Regions from separate parts of the Mus musculus genome. Here region 2 is linked to region 1. Evidence: chromatin loops called from intact Hi-C (ENCODE). Cell type or tissue: left cerebral cortex. All regions are shown on one strand.

Region 1 (8,000 bases):
TAAAAAATTACTAATACTGACCATTTTGCACAAGCCAGAAGAGCACTTAAAGATAACAGTGCCATGCTTCCTGGCAAAGTGTTTGGTGGTTAGCCTTGGTAATTATGAAGCAATCATGTTAATAGATGTTTAAGGAGAATGGAACTGGAGCTGTGCTGAAGCTGAGGATGGAAATGAAGACATGTGAGACTTTTCATCCACTGGTGCTCGTTAGCATCCCAGAAGGGTTTTAATTAAGTGGATCTAGGAGCTTTGGATGCTCTAGTTTTCCTTCCTCAGAAGAAACCCTTAGCTCAGTCTTCCAGAACGAGCCTCAGATCACACCATGGTGAAGGCTGCTGGTGTGTCAACTTTACTCGGCTCTCTGCTGTTTGCCTTATTTATTTCCATGCCCAATATATACAGTGATATCTGATCCCACTATTTCTCAGAAAATGCTACCCTTAAATAATACTATGAACAGCGTGTTCCATGGTCAAACTCACTCGGGCATCAAAATTAATTATTCCCCCTTTACAGAATCACAATGCATTAGTAGCTAATTATAGGTTCAGAGAAGACCTGCTATAAAGAATCATATTTAACTTCTTCAAGCCTAGCATTTCTCAAGCTTGAGATTAGAGCAGAGGAGTTCTGCTTTTGTTTCTTTAATAAGCTACCTTATATAGCTACTTCCTCAATCTATGGCTTGGGAACCGTTATCTCTATATCAGTATGAGCTCATACTCTCCCATTAGATAATAAAACCCAAATATATTTTTCAGTGAGGAAGTCTGAGGTGAAATGGTTTGTGTAAAATGTTATAATCCAATATCATTGAGTGTCATATGGCATTACTAGCAGCATCCTGAATGTGCAGTTGTAATGAAAATTTAGCCTATGTGCCATGGCGTCTGTTTACATTTTAATTTGGAGCTCCAAATTTTCACACCACCCCTTTCCTCCTAATTCCTACCATACAGTAAAAGCTCGTGTTACCAACTTCGTTCCTTTTTCCTTAAAAAGTTTAAATTTCAAAAATGTAAGAATTAATTATTCAACTAGTAGGGTTTAGCCCAAAGAAAATTGATGGAGATTCATATAATTTCCTTCCATAAGGATTTTTAACACATAGCATGACATGCTGAAGTCTTGTGGTTGATAACTCCTCTCATGATTCACTTCTCCGACTGACTTTACACCATACTTCCTTTGTCTTGCAATCTAAGCTAAGATGATAGAGGTTTCTCTTTGGAGCTGCCTGTGTGTGTCAGGCAACAATGGCAGAAGCAACCCCAGTGGTTTGTAAATAAGAAGCCCAAGGCCTTGAGTGATTTGCTTTTAGGGCAGCACAATTAACTTGAGATCTAGGCAAATACCCCAGTATAGATGCGCTTGCTTGAGACAATTCCAAGTAGAAGAGGCAGCACTCAAGCTTTGCACGTAAGTCGACAGGACTAAAGCTTTGCTGTCAGGGTTAGCATCCCAGAGGAGCCTGGGTTACAAAGACCAGAAGGAAATAAAGCACCTGTAGAAAAGATGGTCTGATTAAATAGTGTTTATACTAATAGGTGAGTGCCAAATTAGTGTTTGTTTTGGTTTGAAACAGACATGAGCCGCACATAATGGGCAGAAACCCTACTAAGCCTTCCTCGGTGCTTCCAACATGCTAATTAATTATGTAGAAGTCATGGTCTGTTTAAGCAGTGGCAGAGCAGGTTACAAAACAAACTGAATGTGAGTTCTAGTAAGGAGGCCCTTAGCACTCACTGAGATCTATGGTTTCATCTACCCTTGTAGGTTTACTGGTTCAGCCGACAGTCAGCATTCAGTCTCAAACCCAACGCCTGTGTGTGCTGGCTGAAAAGTATGTCAGTGTGCCTTAAAGCTCCCAAGAGCTTTCTAAAACAATTCTCAGCAAGATGATCTTTCTCAGCTACAAAAATAAGTTCTGAAGCTGCTGCTGCCAATCTGTCTCCCACTCAACTTCTTCCTTTTTGAATCACTCAACTTTGGAGGAGATTGGCTCTTCCTAGATAGTTCCTGGAAGGCAACCGTAGAAGACACTAGATAAAGACCTCTGTAGCCACAATTTCCTGGACGAATGACTTACGCATGTGTAGCTCCATTTAGTTTTCAGCCTCGCTACTGATTAGAATCAAAAGGAGTGTAGGAGACCTGTCTGGTCCAAGCACTGAATAGGGTAGCCCACGTTTGCAGCAGGCATGTGTTTTCTGGCTCTTCTGACATCTGATGCCTTGAGCCTACTCCTCTTGTCTCCATGTCTCAACCTCATCTCCAAGCTTCTCTTGTGCTCCTGAAACCCTGTGCTACATCCCAGCTTCTGACAACTCTTCTTGCTTCTTTTGGAGTCTACAGATGTTAGCTCTTTTCTGGTGTTGCTGAAAATGGCATCTGTGTTTTCATCTTCTAGTTTCTCTGTGGTTTTTTGGATCATTTCCCATAGGAAAAGGACCAAATACTGACTTTGAGTGATGAAAATAGATGGCCACAATGAACTTGCTTAAAAAGAATTCAGGGGCTACACAGATGGCTCAGCAGTTAGGAATGCTTCCTGCTCTTGCAGATCACATGGCAGCTCACAACTTCCTAGAACTCCAGCTCCAGGGCATCTGATGCCCTCTTCTGGCCTCCAGGGTCACCGGCATGCAAATGATGCTCATGAACTCATACAGTCACACACACACACACACACACACACACAACACACACACACACACACACACACACACACACTAAAGAATTCTGAAGAAAGTTCTAGACACTGTTCTTTACATTTCAATATGATTTTCATATGTCACTGTAGATACAAGAAAAATGCAACACATAAAACTCCTATGTGTCACTCCCAGCAATTGAGGTTTATGAATAACCCTTTTTAAGATATGCACGTTTGTATGTTTGTGCTTACACATGTTCATGAGAGGATGTTCACATGTGTGCCTGTAGAGGTGTGGTTTGAGTGAGAATGACCCTCATAGGCTCATATTTGAATGCTTGGCTACACAGCGCGTGGAACTGTTTGGAAAGTCTTAGGGTTATGGCCCTGTTGGAGGAGGTATGTTAGTGGTAGTTAGCTTTGGGATTTCAAAAGCCCACACCATTCCCAGCAAGCTCCATCAGAAAAGTACTTTACTAACTGAGCCATTTCCCTGTCCCCAAAAAAGTGTGTACATTTTAAATCCCAGTATGATTATATATTTGTGTTGAGCATTCTGTAGCTATTGTTGGAATCATAGAACTATAAAAGTATCGTCTCTTCCTAATGAATAGATAGGCTTCTTCTGCTACTTTGTATTCTGCCTTTATTTTAAATGTTTCTTGTCATATAGTAATACACTTACACCATATTTGCCTTTCCCCTGCTGTCTTGATACCCTCCCCATGTCCTTTTGTTGGGGCTTGGATTATGAGCAGCATACCCTTCTTCAGCTAATAAATACTGCATTTCCGGCAGAAGGCAGAAGATTCCCAAGTGACCAGCAAAGTGTGCTGTGTCATTCACAGCAGAGCAGCATGAGCATCAGTGTTTGAGTCAGTTCTTCTCACTCCCTAGACCTACAGGAATGAGGACAGTGGATCGTGAGAAACATGGGAATCCCTCCGCTCTTACAGCACAGCACCAAGTCTGTCTGCTCTCTGTCCCCGAGGGAGGCATATCCTCATCCCTCTAGGTTTCCTGCTACAAATGCAGCCCTCGTGAGAAATGCCTGGGTGGAGAGCAGCTGTCTGTTACACACACACATGCACATGCTCATACACACACACACACACCACCGTGGGGAAGCGGAAGCGCAAGCAACGCGTTCAGAGGTCCTCTGTGGTCATGAGAGCATCTGTTTCTCTTTGTAATTCTGTCATTTTTTGCTCTCCTTGTTTTAAGGATGTATTATGTATATGTACAGATTTCTAATCACAATTCCTTTCCAACTAGAGTGGCGTTTATAATCAGGAAGGGGACTTAACTCTTGCAAGGTTTCTTGTCTCCCTCCAGTGCTTTACTGAGTGCTGACTTAATTCTCCCAGTTTTCCTTCGCTCACGTGCTCCCTGGCATAGCTTTTCACACTCCCTTGGATAATTCTGTATCCTTATATTTAAGCGTTTTCTTCTGAAAGCAGCCCGTGTCATCAGACAGTGTTTATATTTCAAATAGATTAGGTCACTTAACTGTAAATACTTTACTATATTTAGGTGTTTTCAATATTTCAATGTTCCCTGGTTTTCCTCTTTCCTTGTTCCCCTTGCATATATAAAGTACTTTTTTAATTTCCCCCTTTCCGTGCCTCACTGCTAACATATTCTTCTAGTTATCCCAAAGACTACTAGAGGCATTCTTGACTTACCCATTCCACTTCCCAGATAATGCTAAGTCCTTATAAAACTGACTGCATTGGCCCGCCCCCCCTTACTATCCATATAAATGTTATCTCTACAAAAATGTCCATGTTTTAATTAAAAATGTAACTATTGTTATTGCTTTCTGAGTTAATTTTCATTTCCCAACCACGCATTTGCCACACTCCTTGCTCTTCTTTTCTTCCTACACTCTGTGCACCTGACTGAAACAATTTTCTCTATGAGGAATTAAATCCCTTCATTATTTCCTGTGGCTCACGTATACTCCTGACACTGTCTGTTTTTGTATTTCTGGAGATGTCTTCCTTTCACCTTTGATGTTGAAAAGTGTTTTCACTGCATCTAGAATTCTATAGGCTTGGTTGTTATACTTTGAGTGCTGAAAAACATCATTTCAATTTTTTATCCCTTCTCTGTTTCTCCTTGGAAAAGTTGGCACCTCCTCTTCCTGGCTTCTTATAGATGTGGTCTGTTTTTATTGGCTGCTCAATGCTTCACACACCTGTCTTACACACATTGCTGCCCACCTTTGGCTCTGTTCTATGTGATGACATAACTCATTCTCCATAATTCCCATTCTGGCTTTTTTATTGATGTTCTTTGGGTTTTTTGTTTTTGTTTTTTGTTTTTGTTTTTTTAGCAAACTCTAATGCTTGGGTGACACTTGTATCTTGTCATCTATTTTCTTCACATTCTTTGGCATTTCTAGTACCTGGGTGGCCTGTCAGTATTTTTATTCTGTTCATTCTATTTTTTTCAGTCTATAGAAACATAGGTGCCTGGCATTGTATTCAAATGTTGCACGGGATGGACCCCCTTCTCTTGCCACATGGTCATCAGTCCTCTCTGTGTGGGATGGGATGGATGATCATCTGACTCTTTGGACCATCTTTGCTCATGAGAGTCAATGATTCCATTGAAGCCACGCCTTCTATATTTTAATCACTGTAATTATAAATGAATGCACATCATTCTTATTTAAACCTTATTTTAAAGTGCTTGTGAATCTAGAATCAGAGAAATCTCTGTTGGCATTTATTCTTAATTTCCACTACGGTCTATTTAATTTAGAATACAACAGGCCCTGGGCTCAGGCTTGTGGCTGACCATTGTGTGATTTATGACCAGAAAGGCCAGTCTCCTTCTAGAATGAGAAACAAACCAAGCAGACACTATTTCATCCTAATAGGATGTGTGGTCGCACAGGCATCTCTTGTCTACTCTGCTTATATAATTCAGGAGAACACTTAGCACAGTTTAACAGACTTCTTCTCAGAGAGGGCCCGGGCGTGCAGCACCCTGCCAACTTGCCCATTAGTTATGGAGAAAAACCACTTGTATTCTGAAATTGCATATCAAACCAGGCAATCACCACACAGAAATAGCCCAGTGAAAAGAAAGCGCTGCTATATTTGAAGCCTTAATCATGTGTATTTATAGACCTCGGTTTAGTTCTGTTTGAAAATTTTCACATTATACAGTAGCATTACGATTCCTAACCAACCAGAGGGTGAAAGGATGCGACGTTTGGTCTACTTAATTTTCTGAGTAAGTTAAACCTAGTCACAAAGAATTTTTCTGGTCACCCCTTCCTTACTGAATGTACTTCAAAAATTGCTTTAGTCATCTCCTACGTCTATTGCTTATTGGGGGCTGGTGCAATATGGCAGTATCACCAATTCATAACAGATCATGTAAAAACATAAGCACTAGAGAGTCCACCTATGGCATTGTCTTGGTTTGTTTCTCTATTGGTGTGATAAAATCCTGACCAAAGGTAACTTGGAGAGGAAAGGGTATGGTTGGTATATAGGTCCACCATGAAGGGAAGCCTAGGCAGGAACCTGGGGGCAGGAACTAAATGAGACCACAGAGGAATTCTACTCGCAGGCTTACACATTCAGCCATCTGTCTTACATAGCTCGGGCCCACCTGCCTGGAAGTGGCGATGCTCACTGTGTCCTGGGCCCTCCTCCGTCCATTAGCAATCCAGAAACTATCCTAACAGACATGTCCACAGCTCAGTCTGACTAGAAGCAATTGCTCAACTGAGATTCCTTCTTCCCAGGCCTAGCTAGTTTATGTCAAGTTGACTAGAGCTAACCAGTACAAGCATGCCCTCAACACTAGCTTTGAGGGTAGCCACTCTTCCCCATCTCCTCATCACTTATGCTGTCAAGGGAAGGCCCCAGTGAGCAAGCAGGGAAAAGGAGTATACTATGAGTGGGCAGCAGTGTAGGTCCTGATTCAAGACTTGGCCCAGGACATTCAAAGGAATATAGGAGATAGAAGCTGGAGAGGAGGCCAGAAAACTGGACACATATATAAACTGAGGGGTATCTTTTTTTTTTTTCTGACAGTATCCTATAGTCCAGTTCTCCTCTGAATGTTCTGAGTTCTTTATCAAACTTGTGACCTCTTCCTCAGTCCGCAAGCTCAGTTGACTTAGCATGTTTTCCTCTCTGGTATTCCCCTCTACATTACCATGGGAGCCAGTCCCATATCTGCCTGTATCTTTCTTCTCTATACATGCTCAGTGACTTCCATTGTCCAGCACTTGTACACAGGAAAACCTGGCAAAGATGGAATTCTGTGTATGCTGCCTCATGTCCACACATGCAACTGAAATTGTGGCTGGCGGGACTGTGAGAGCAAATTTGAATTTAACGATAGATAATTCTAACAGCTGCATATAACTTGTGTTACATGCAGTTAGACAACCCATCGTTTCTTTCCTTTTTTTTTTCTTTTCTTTTTAGCCTTTCAGGAAAGCTCTAATTCTTTTGTAGACAATTTCCCATGAAAGATTCATTTTATTTTAAAAATTCAGCAGTGATATTTCCATGAGAACGCTAAAGTTTGATGGTTCAGTAGAAGCTATTCATGCTTGTTTTCTTAGCCAAGGACCCACAACCTAGAGACTAAAGTCCATTTCCACTCTGGAACTGTGTTGCTCAACACATGGACAATGCCCTAGGCCTCAAACAAGGCTGAATGAGCTGATTGTTCCTAGGTACAGGGACAGACTGCAGGCATCACTGAGGACCAGGAAAAGTGCCAAGAGTTGGTCCCAGTAGGCAATGCAAAATGTCAAGTGGCATCATGTCAGAGCAAAACCAGACAGAACATGGTGTCAGGGAGGGGGAGGCAGTGTCCTACACACCAAGGTCTACGAATGAGGTGGTGGTGGCACTAGTTCTGGGACATGTGACATAGGAGTAGAGCGTTATTTAAGATTAGAGCTGCATTTCTCAACCTGTGGGTAGTGACCCTTTGGGGAGGAACTGAATGACCCTTTCACTTCATGTGAGGTCACCACAACATGAGGAACTATATTAAAGAGTTGTAGCATTAGGAAGGTTGAGAACCGCTGAATTAGAAGGAGTAGGTGTGGTCTTTATCCAAAGAACTATGTTACTGGAGGTGGGGTTTAAGATTTCAAAAGCCCACACCAACCCAAGCATTTTACTCTCTGTGTATGGATCAGGATGTACCTTTCAGCTACTGCTCCAGTGTCTACCTGAAGGCTGCCGTACTCTTCACCCTAACTGTTTACCACTCTAGTTAGTGGCATAAACCTGAGGGAGTGGGGCCTAAAAATAAGACATATTAATAGCATCTCATGCAATAGCCAACTTTATTC
Region 2 (8,000 bases), 81 kb after region 1:
TGAGCCGGTCAGAAGCTAGGCAGATGAAATAGTGCCCCAAGGAAGGTCAGAGAGGCCCAGCTGTGCATAGATCCTCTTCATATTTAATGCAGAACAATCAAGGCAAATTACTCATTGAAAATGGAGTAGATTGAATTCAAAAGAGTAAGTGAAACACAAATGTGTTAGACAACTCATGAATGATTTCTGAAAATAAAAATAGTTAAAAGTTGGATCTTTTCTGGATTTTGTAGCCTCAACTTTTGGAATACCATTTGTGTTTTTTTTTTTTTCTATAGATTTCATTTCTATACCTTTCACATTTCTCTTGACAGGCCTTTGACCTTTGACATACAGAGGTTTGAAATGTTAGGTAATAAAATTGAAATTGATGAATATTTTAAGGTTATATTTTGTCCCATGGAAGTTTCTCAAAGTCTATAATTTTAATTTCCTGAATGTATTTTCATACAGTTTCACACAGAAACTGGGGTTGTGCTTTTTTCTATTTGTTGCAGGGCAACTGACAATTACATTTTTAATAAGTAAAATAAAAATTGTTGCTTTAAAAAATGGTGCTAAGAATAAGTTTTCATAACCTTAAAAAACAAGCTATTTAGCCCATAGATGTCTTACATTCTAGGTTCTATGTAGAAGCGTTTCGAGGTATTTATACACTAGTGATACTGGTGTGTCTTCCATTTGTATGGACACCTATTTTCAAATATAAATTGATGAATAAGAAGTCAGTCACAGGCCAGTGATTGAACTTTGCATCAGACTCACTTTAAAGCCCTAGGCATGGAAAGCGATTTTGAGTTGTACAACTTATTAGGGGACATTTAAAGGTAATTAAATAGATTGTTCTTGGTACTCTGTCATCCATTGTCTCGCTATGATTCTTTACTCCAAAAATGTCTGCCATAGCTGGAACAAATATAGGGACTCCGGGGAGTGAGGAGGAAGCCTGGGAGTGTGCATCATGCTAGAGATAAGGGAATCACCGTCCCATCTGTCAACCAACTGGAGAGATCTCTTTCTGTCTCCATTCTTGTACCTTTTTTTTTCTGCCCAGAGAGTGAAACCACCCGCACTGTAACCATGACACTGCCTTTCTATGATACACATGTCTCCATTATTTTTAGCGGATTCCTTTACTACTGTCAGTGGAGAGCTGCTTCCTTGAGCTAGCAGTGACAACCCCAAGAGACAATCTTGGGACAGGCGTGTTATGCGGCTCAAGCTTGTGTTCTGTCTGTAAGCATTATGCATGCAGAAGAGTATGTGTAGGGACCCTGGACCCTACTCTGCACCTTTCTTCCTGGCCCTTCCTCAGGGCCACGAGAGATAGATACCCAACCAACTCAGTCGTTCTAGAATCAAAAGCACATCCTGGTGTAGCTTATGTGTATGCTCCCTGTGGGTAATTAAGGCTGCATTATATTCCTAAGACCAGCTAGCAACACTTTCACAGTCATGTTCTTGAAAGGATGACAACACCTTACTCATTGTGCTTTTGGTACATTTATATGACACACTCCCAACTTTGGTGCCTCCTAAAATTGACCCTACGTTAATTAGCAGCCTGGTGTGATCGTCTCAATTTTCCTGGGACCAATTAAGTAGATGCAGTAGATGGAACTGACATCAAAATGTAAATTTTAAGACCGATTCTAGAATCTGTTCTTTGAGCTGGGGAGTGGGAGGGGGAGGCAAATGCTGAATAAGGAGAGTGGGGGTGGGGTGAGATTGTGAGCTGCTGTTTCTGCTAGATAAATACTGGGTCTTCTTAAATCCAGGCTGGACCATGCTGACCTGACTAGCGTCCTCTGCTCCCATCAGTTATGTACAAATGAAATCACGGCCTCCTTATCCGTGCTGGGAGAAATGAGCACGCATTAGGGCCCCTGGCTCGCTGCTAGGCACCTGTTTGGTGGGTAAATACTTTGTACCCAGACCTTCCTGCTCAGAACACCTTCACACCTGCATTTAGGCGTCAGCCAGCAGGGAGTCTCATTAGGTATTCCGCACCTCAGCACCTGATCCACACGCGAAAGTCGGGACCCTCTGCAGCACTCTCGCAGGCGGCTGTCCTCTCCCGGTAAGGGCTAAAAAACTCCCTTCCCCCAACTGGCACCACCATCTAGAAAAGGAATTTTAGTGGTGTCTCAGAAGGCCCAAAGCTAAAGGTAAGGGACAGACGGGGGCAAGTTAAGCCATCTATTCGGGTCCCTCATCACTCACCAATGTGTCTGTTCCTCCTGCGGGAGACTGGCGGCCAGGTGAGGTTACCTGGGCGCCTCAGAAGCCCCAAGGGGCGCTGCAGTTCTCCGTCTCCCCATCTCCGGCGCAGCGGGGGGACTCCAGACCGTCTCCTCCCCCCGCGGCGCGCGGCCGCGGCCCCTCGGGCTCCGACGCTCGGCGACAGCGGCACGCCGCGCTCTGCTCCCCTCCGCCGACCTGGCGTGACGCAGGCGGAGACTACTTAAGGGCGGATTAGAGGCGGTGGCCGCGGATTCCCCAGCCCCGCAGCTAGCTCTGCGCGCCGCAGCGCGGGAGCGCCAGGTGCCCGCTCCAGTGACAGGCGCCGGGGTCCGTGCGCGGACCCTCCCTCAGACCGCAAGATCGCGGGGACCGCGGCGCAGGCACCGGTCTCCCGCGGGCAGGAGCTCGGCCACCTGCACGCTGCCACCCAGCCCCGCCCCTCGCCGGGAGACTGCGGGAGTCCATCTGACCCCCGGACGGCACCGAGGTGCTGTCCAGCTCTTCCGCACCGCGCCAGCAGCTCCATTGGTTGGGACGCACATAGATTGCTTCCCCCACTCCCCTCTTTTAAGTGCAATAAAGGGGGAGGGCCTCGTGGATTTTTTTAAAAAACAATTTTTGTTTGCTTCTTTAATTGGGGGCAATTCGCTCCCTGTCAGGAGGTGAGGCCCGGGGAGGGGCCAGGACCAAGAACGTGCCCGGTACTGCCCAGTCTTTGTCTGCTGCCTCCGGATGCACAGCGATGGGGGAATGGACCATCTTGGAGAGGCTGCTGGAAGCCGCGGTGCAGCAGCACTCCACTATGATTGGGAGGTAAGGGCACCAAGCCAGCCGTCAGCGGCCCGTCGGGCGGCCCTTGGGAATACCTTCTCCTGTCTCTAACGACCCCCATATCCCCAGCCAGTCCTCTACCTCCTCCCCAACCTCTGTCCAAGTGCCAGTGTTGCCTGCATTAAGGGATTACCCGACGCCCAGTGACGCCCCCCTCCTCGTTACTCCTGATCAGCTCCCCCATACTTTCTCTATAAAGCACCACAGGGGGGAGGGGGTTCACACTTCCCTCATCAGAAAAGGACTTGTGGACTCAGTCCTGGTACCCCCCACTCTCCGGAGTCAGCGCCAATCTCCATCTGGTTCCCTAAATAGAATCTACAAGGAAGGCAGAATTGCATTTGGACAGAGAAGGGCAAGTGGGGAGATGGATTTGCTCATCACAGCAGATGCACCATTCTTTAACAGATATTTATTAAGCTAGACCATGTTCTCTGTTAAAACTTAGTGCCAGAGAGCCACACACATAGCTGGCTTCTTCTTGTGAATAATATATCTTTAAGTATATATTTATATACATATGTAGTATGTAGATATTTATTCATATTTATAGCTACCTGCAGCTACCTATTTGTTTGTAGACATGTGAATTTTGTACTCATCACCGTTTCTATAGAGGATTAAGTTCTACATGTAGAGACTAGGATATACACCCATAAAGATTAATACTCACCGCAGGTGTAGATCTTCAAACACAGATCCTCTGTTAAGGATTCTGCATGCATTTGCCAGAGTAAAGGTGCGTTTAGAGTCTCTAGACATTCTTTACATTGAGCTGGACATATATATGTATATGTGTGTGTGTATATATATATAGATATATACACACACACACACACATATCAAAAGGAAATATATGCTACAAAGGGGCCATGAACAGTGTATGAAATTGTGCAGATGTGAGATCCTTGTAATATGAAATAGTCCAAGCTTGCCAGCACCAAGCAGAAAAGGAAGATATAAAATTGCCTTCCAGACTCTCAGTTCAGTACCACTCAAGGGTGGACAGCTCCCCTGTTCAAGGACTGGTAAGCGCTGAAACAGAAAGGGAAGAAACAGGGATTTCCTATCAATGACTTAGCCTATGAGAACCTTTCTCCCCCCTCCTCTTCCTCTGTTCAGGATCCTGTTGACTGTGGTGGTGATCTTCCGGATACTCATTGTGGCCATTGTAGGGGAGACGGTGTACGATGATGAGCAGACCATGTTTGTGTGCAACACCCTACAGCCCGGCTGTAACCAGGCCTGCTATGACCGCGCCTTTCCCATCTCCCATATACGTTACTGGGTCTTCCAGATCATAATGGTGTGCACCCCCAGTCTCTGTTTTATCACCTATTCTGTGCACCAATCCGCCAAGCAGCGAGAACGCCGGTACTCTACTGTCTTCCTAGCCCTGGACAGAGACCCTGCTGAGTCTATAGGGGGACCTGGAGGAACTGGGGGTGGGGGCAGCGGAGGGAGCAAACGAGAAGATAAGAAGTTGCAAAATGCCATTGTCAATGGGGTGCTGCAGAACACAGAGACCACCAGTAAGGAGACAGAACCAGATTGCTTAGAGGTTAAAGAGCTGACTCCACATCCATCTGGGCTGCGCACAGCAGCAAGGTCCAAGCTCCGAAGACAGGAAGGTATCTCCCGCTTCTACATCATCCAAGTGGTGTTTCGAAATGCTCTGGAGATTGGGTTTCTGGTGGGCCAGTACTTTCTATATGGCTTCAGTGTTCCAGGGTTGTATGAGTGCAACCGTTACCCCTGCATCAAGGAGGTAGAATGTTATGTGTCTAGACCTACCGAGAAGACAGTCTTTCTGGTGTTCATGTTTGCTGTGAGCGGCATTTGTGTGGTGCTCAATCTGGCTGAACTTAACCATCTGGGATGGCGGAAGATCAAACTGGCTGTCCGGGGAGCCCAGGCCAAGAGGAAGTCAGTCTATGAGATACGTAACAAAGATCTGCCTCGAGTCAGTGTTCCCAATTTCGGCAGGACTCAGTCCAGTGACTCTGCCTATGTGTGAAAGGGCAGGTTTGGGGAAGGCCTGCTAGGTGGCAAGTAGCCCCAAGGCAGATAATGACTCGGGGTTTACAGGTTTGCCCTCATTCGGGTGATGCTCGCTGTGAAGGTCTAGGATACAGATATTAAGAGGTCTTCATCAACAAAGAGGAGAGGTAGAACTGTCATCACGTGTTACATCATCAGTTCTACAGAAACCATTGGGTAGAGTGACAAGATGGCTAAGCTGGACATTCTTGGGCCTTCTTCTTTTAATGGCCCTTCCTGCTCCTGATCATAGTGAACTGGCATAGCTGCCAAGCAAGAATTAGCTCTGCTGAGCTCTGTATTCTGGTGAATGGCATGAGTCAAACACTCATTGATATAAAATTTGTGACCCATCTCAGCACATACCCTTATCCTGGGCTGCAGAAAAAAAAATCCTGGAGGATATTTCTCCCCCTTCAGCATGCCCCTTTCCCAAACCCAGGATAGCATGCCAGCTTTTCTTTTTCCTTGATCTGGCCTTACATTAGCCCTAACACAGTTTATCTGCAAGCTAGAGGGAATTACGTGGGGTGCTTTTTGGAGACTAGCCAGGGCAGAGGTTTGCAGTAGAGCCCCATATGACTGGCTCTTAGTCATTAAACAAAACACAAACCTTAGGAATGTCTCAATATTTCCAATTTTTTAAAACTCAAATTGCACTGGTGCTGTTTATTAGGGGTGGGGAATGGGAGGGGGGAATTTCAACACCACTTATGAGATGGTCATTTCACTCACCGTTGAGCATGTGTTTATGAGCTTTGGGATATTTCTGCCTTCTAGATTATGGACTGTGGATAGAATTAAAAATATGTGGGTTTTTGTTTTGTTTTGTTGTTATTGTTGTTGTTGTTGAAATGGAGGGTATCTACTCAAGCCACAGAATTTCTAACTGGTAGATCTTACTATAATTTCTTACCTAATCTTGTGCTACGCAGCTGCACATCATTTTGCCATGGTTTGAACTTACCTGTGTGCTCACACCAGAGACCTTAATCAGCCCGTGTCAATCCCAACTTATTGTGTCATCAATTATTTTTTGCAATACACACACATGCACACAATTACTGGCTTAACAAACCTGGAAGTAAATATTATTGGTTAAGATATGTTTATGGATATTTATTTGAGACATATACCAAAGGTTCATAAACCTGTTGTTTGGACTGAGACAATTTTCCTCTCGTTGCTCTTATTCATTTAAGTGCCATATTCCTCCTTTCCTGCCCACTGTGCATTTAGCTGAAGCACTAGGCAAGAGTAGCATTGAGATAATATGTTTTTATGGAAGCCCTCTATTTCATTTGAATCCTTCTTCTTATGGGTTTGTTTTTGATTTAGATATGGATGTGGTATGTTATATTTGGATTTGTTTAAAATAAAGTTCTTGCCTTTTTTTGTAAACTGGGAAGAGTCTGCATTTTTCTACTTTGAGTGGAGTTCTGTTTGTTTAAATGAATGTTCAAAATGTTATACTGGACAGATATTTGGTCCAGGGTGTGAACAATAGGTGGCACATATCTGAAGATGAATAACAAAGTCCAATTAGCTGTGGGCAGATGGAGAGAAGCTGGCGACTTTTACAAATGTTTAAAAGTGAATGGTGAGGTGTTCAAGTGGCATTCCCTAACTTCTTTCTTACTTTAGCTTAATGCCCCCCTGCCTGTGTAAGTATTTTGGGGGTGATACAAATGTCAATAATACTGGGCCACTGTAACTCTGTTTAGGAGTGGGTTTTTTCTCTCTCTTTCTCACCATAGGTTGTCACAGTTGGCAGGCATGTTGTTCAACCTGGTGTCTAACAGATATCAAAGGGCATTCTCTACACTAACGCTGTCCAGTAGAATTTTTCTAGTGATGATAATTTCTCCTGTCCATGCTGTCTAACCTGGGAACAATTAGCTACATGTGGCTACTGAGATCTTAAAATGTGGCTAATGCAACTGAAGAACAGAAGCTCTGATCTGACTTAACTTTAATTGACTTACGTAGCTGTAATGGTTTACCTGCTAAAGTATCACACAGTCCTAGACTTTCTCATCAGCCATTTTTGTTGCATCTTTAAGTGGGAATGGATCTTCTCCTTACACTTCATGAGGCCTTTCTAGCCATATCATTTTATCATTCCTTATCTTTCCTATATGTGATCCTATTTCTGTAGACCAATGTTCTTTCTCTGTTCTTTAACTTTATACATGTTATAATCTTAATGAGCTCTTGGTTGGAATGGCAGGAAATGGTGTAGACTTTCCAAGGTGTTTGTTTTTCCAAAACAATGGTCACACCTTTTAACTATGACCATGTAAATGCCAATTTTAGAATGAAAATGTGTCTATTTCAATCTATAGGTTTCCATCTGCAGCATAAATAAGCGGTTGAAGATGGTTATCCTTGAGTAAAGAAACAGATTCTCCTCTGCCTTGTGTTTGGTAAGCTAAAAATGTTTTAAGACACCTCCCAGAGCTGAAGGAAGAGTGTCGCTTGAGCTCTCTTAGCATATGCTTGGGTGTGAAAGAAATGGGAATCTGTGTGGAAAACAAGGTCTGTTGTATTTATGCCTTGATGTGGGATTAGAACAGGAGTGTTTCCTGGTAGAAATGTATCCCTCATCAGTGAGCTCATCTATTGCAGTTGTTTGATGTTTCTAAACACCTGCAAGGGACAAGATCATTAACCCACATGTTAGTCACAGAGAAGAAAGCATCCTCTCCATATATAGTGTCACCCCTCAGAATGTCCTGCTTTCTATCAAATGCAGACATTTCCATGGATGGGTTAATGGTTCACATAGCTGTGTGATGGATATGACCTTAATCTCTGTTTTGTGAGAGGATGCTACTGATACATTTTACATTTCTGAGCTTTTTGGTAAGCTTCAAGTCCTTTTG

The links. A loop is a pair of places that touch in the nucleus more often than their neighbours do. Peaks named below come from ENCODE experiments on the same cell type or tissue, not always from the same donor. Only the 100,000 strongest peaks of a DNase experiment are listed, where the experiment ranks them.
Region 2: it touches region 1 in a loop (4-fold over the local background); 4 of 42 quality-filtered maps call a loop at or near these places.

The regions. Positions count from the first base shown.
Region 1 is chr2:114,089,458-114,097,457 of GRCm38, reverse strand. No RefSeq gene overlaps it. Among named protein-coding and RNA genes, the nearest start is that of n-TDgtc2, 9.9 kb to the left of the region's middle. In left cerebral cortex, no CTCF peak of the experiment used is centred here; DNase peaks (open chromatin) are centred at 1,916, 2,429, 3,637 and 5,721.
Region 2 is chr2:114,008,121-114,016,120 of GRCm38, reverse strand. It overlaps Gjd2 (gap junction protein, delta 2), which reads left to right and starts at 2,502. Exons shown (of 2, transcript NM_010290.2): 1 at 2,502-3,057; 2 at 4,198-6,520. The coding sequence starts at 2,987. The coding sequence ends at 5,092. It overlaps A530058N18Rik (RIKEN cDNA A530058N18 gene), which reads right to left and starts at 2,556. Exons shown (of 5, transcript NR_028423.1): 1 at 2,224-2,556. In left cerebral cortex, no CTCF peak of the experiment used is centred here; DNase peaks (open chromatin) are centred at 2,670, 3,027, 3,195, 7,600 and 4 more places; H3K4me3 peaks cover 2,016 bases; H3K27ac peaks cover 642 bases.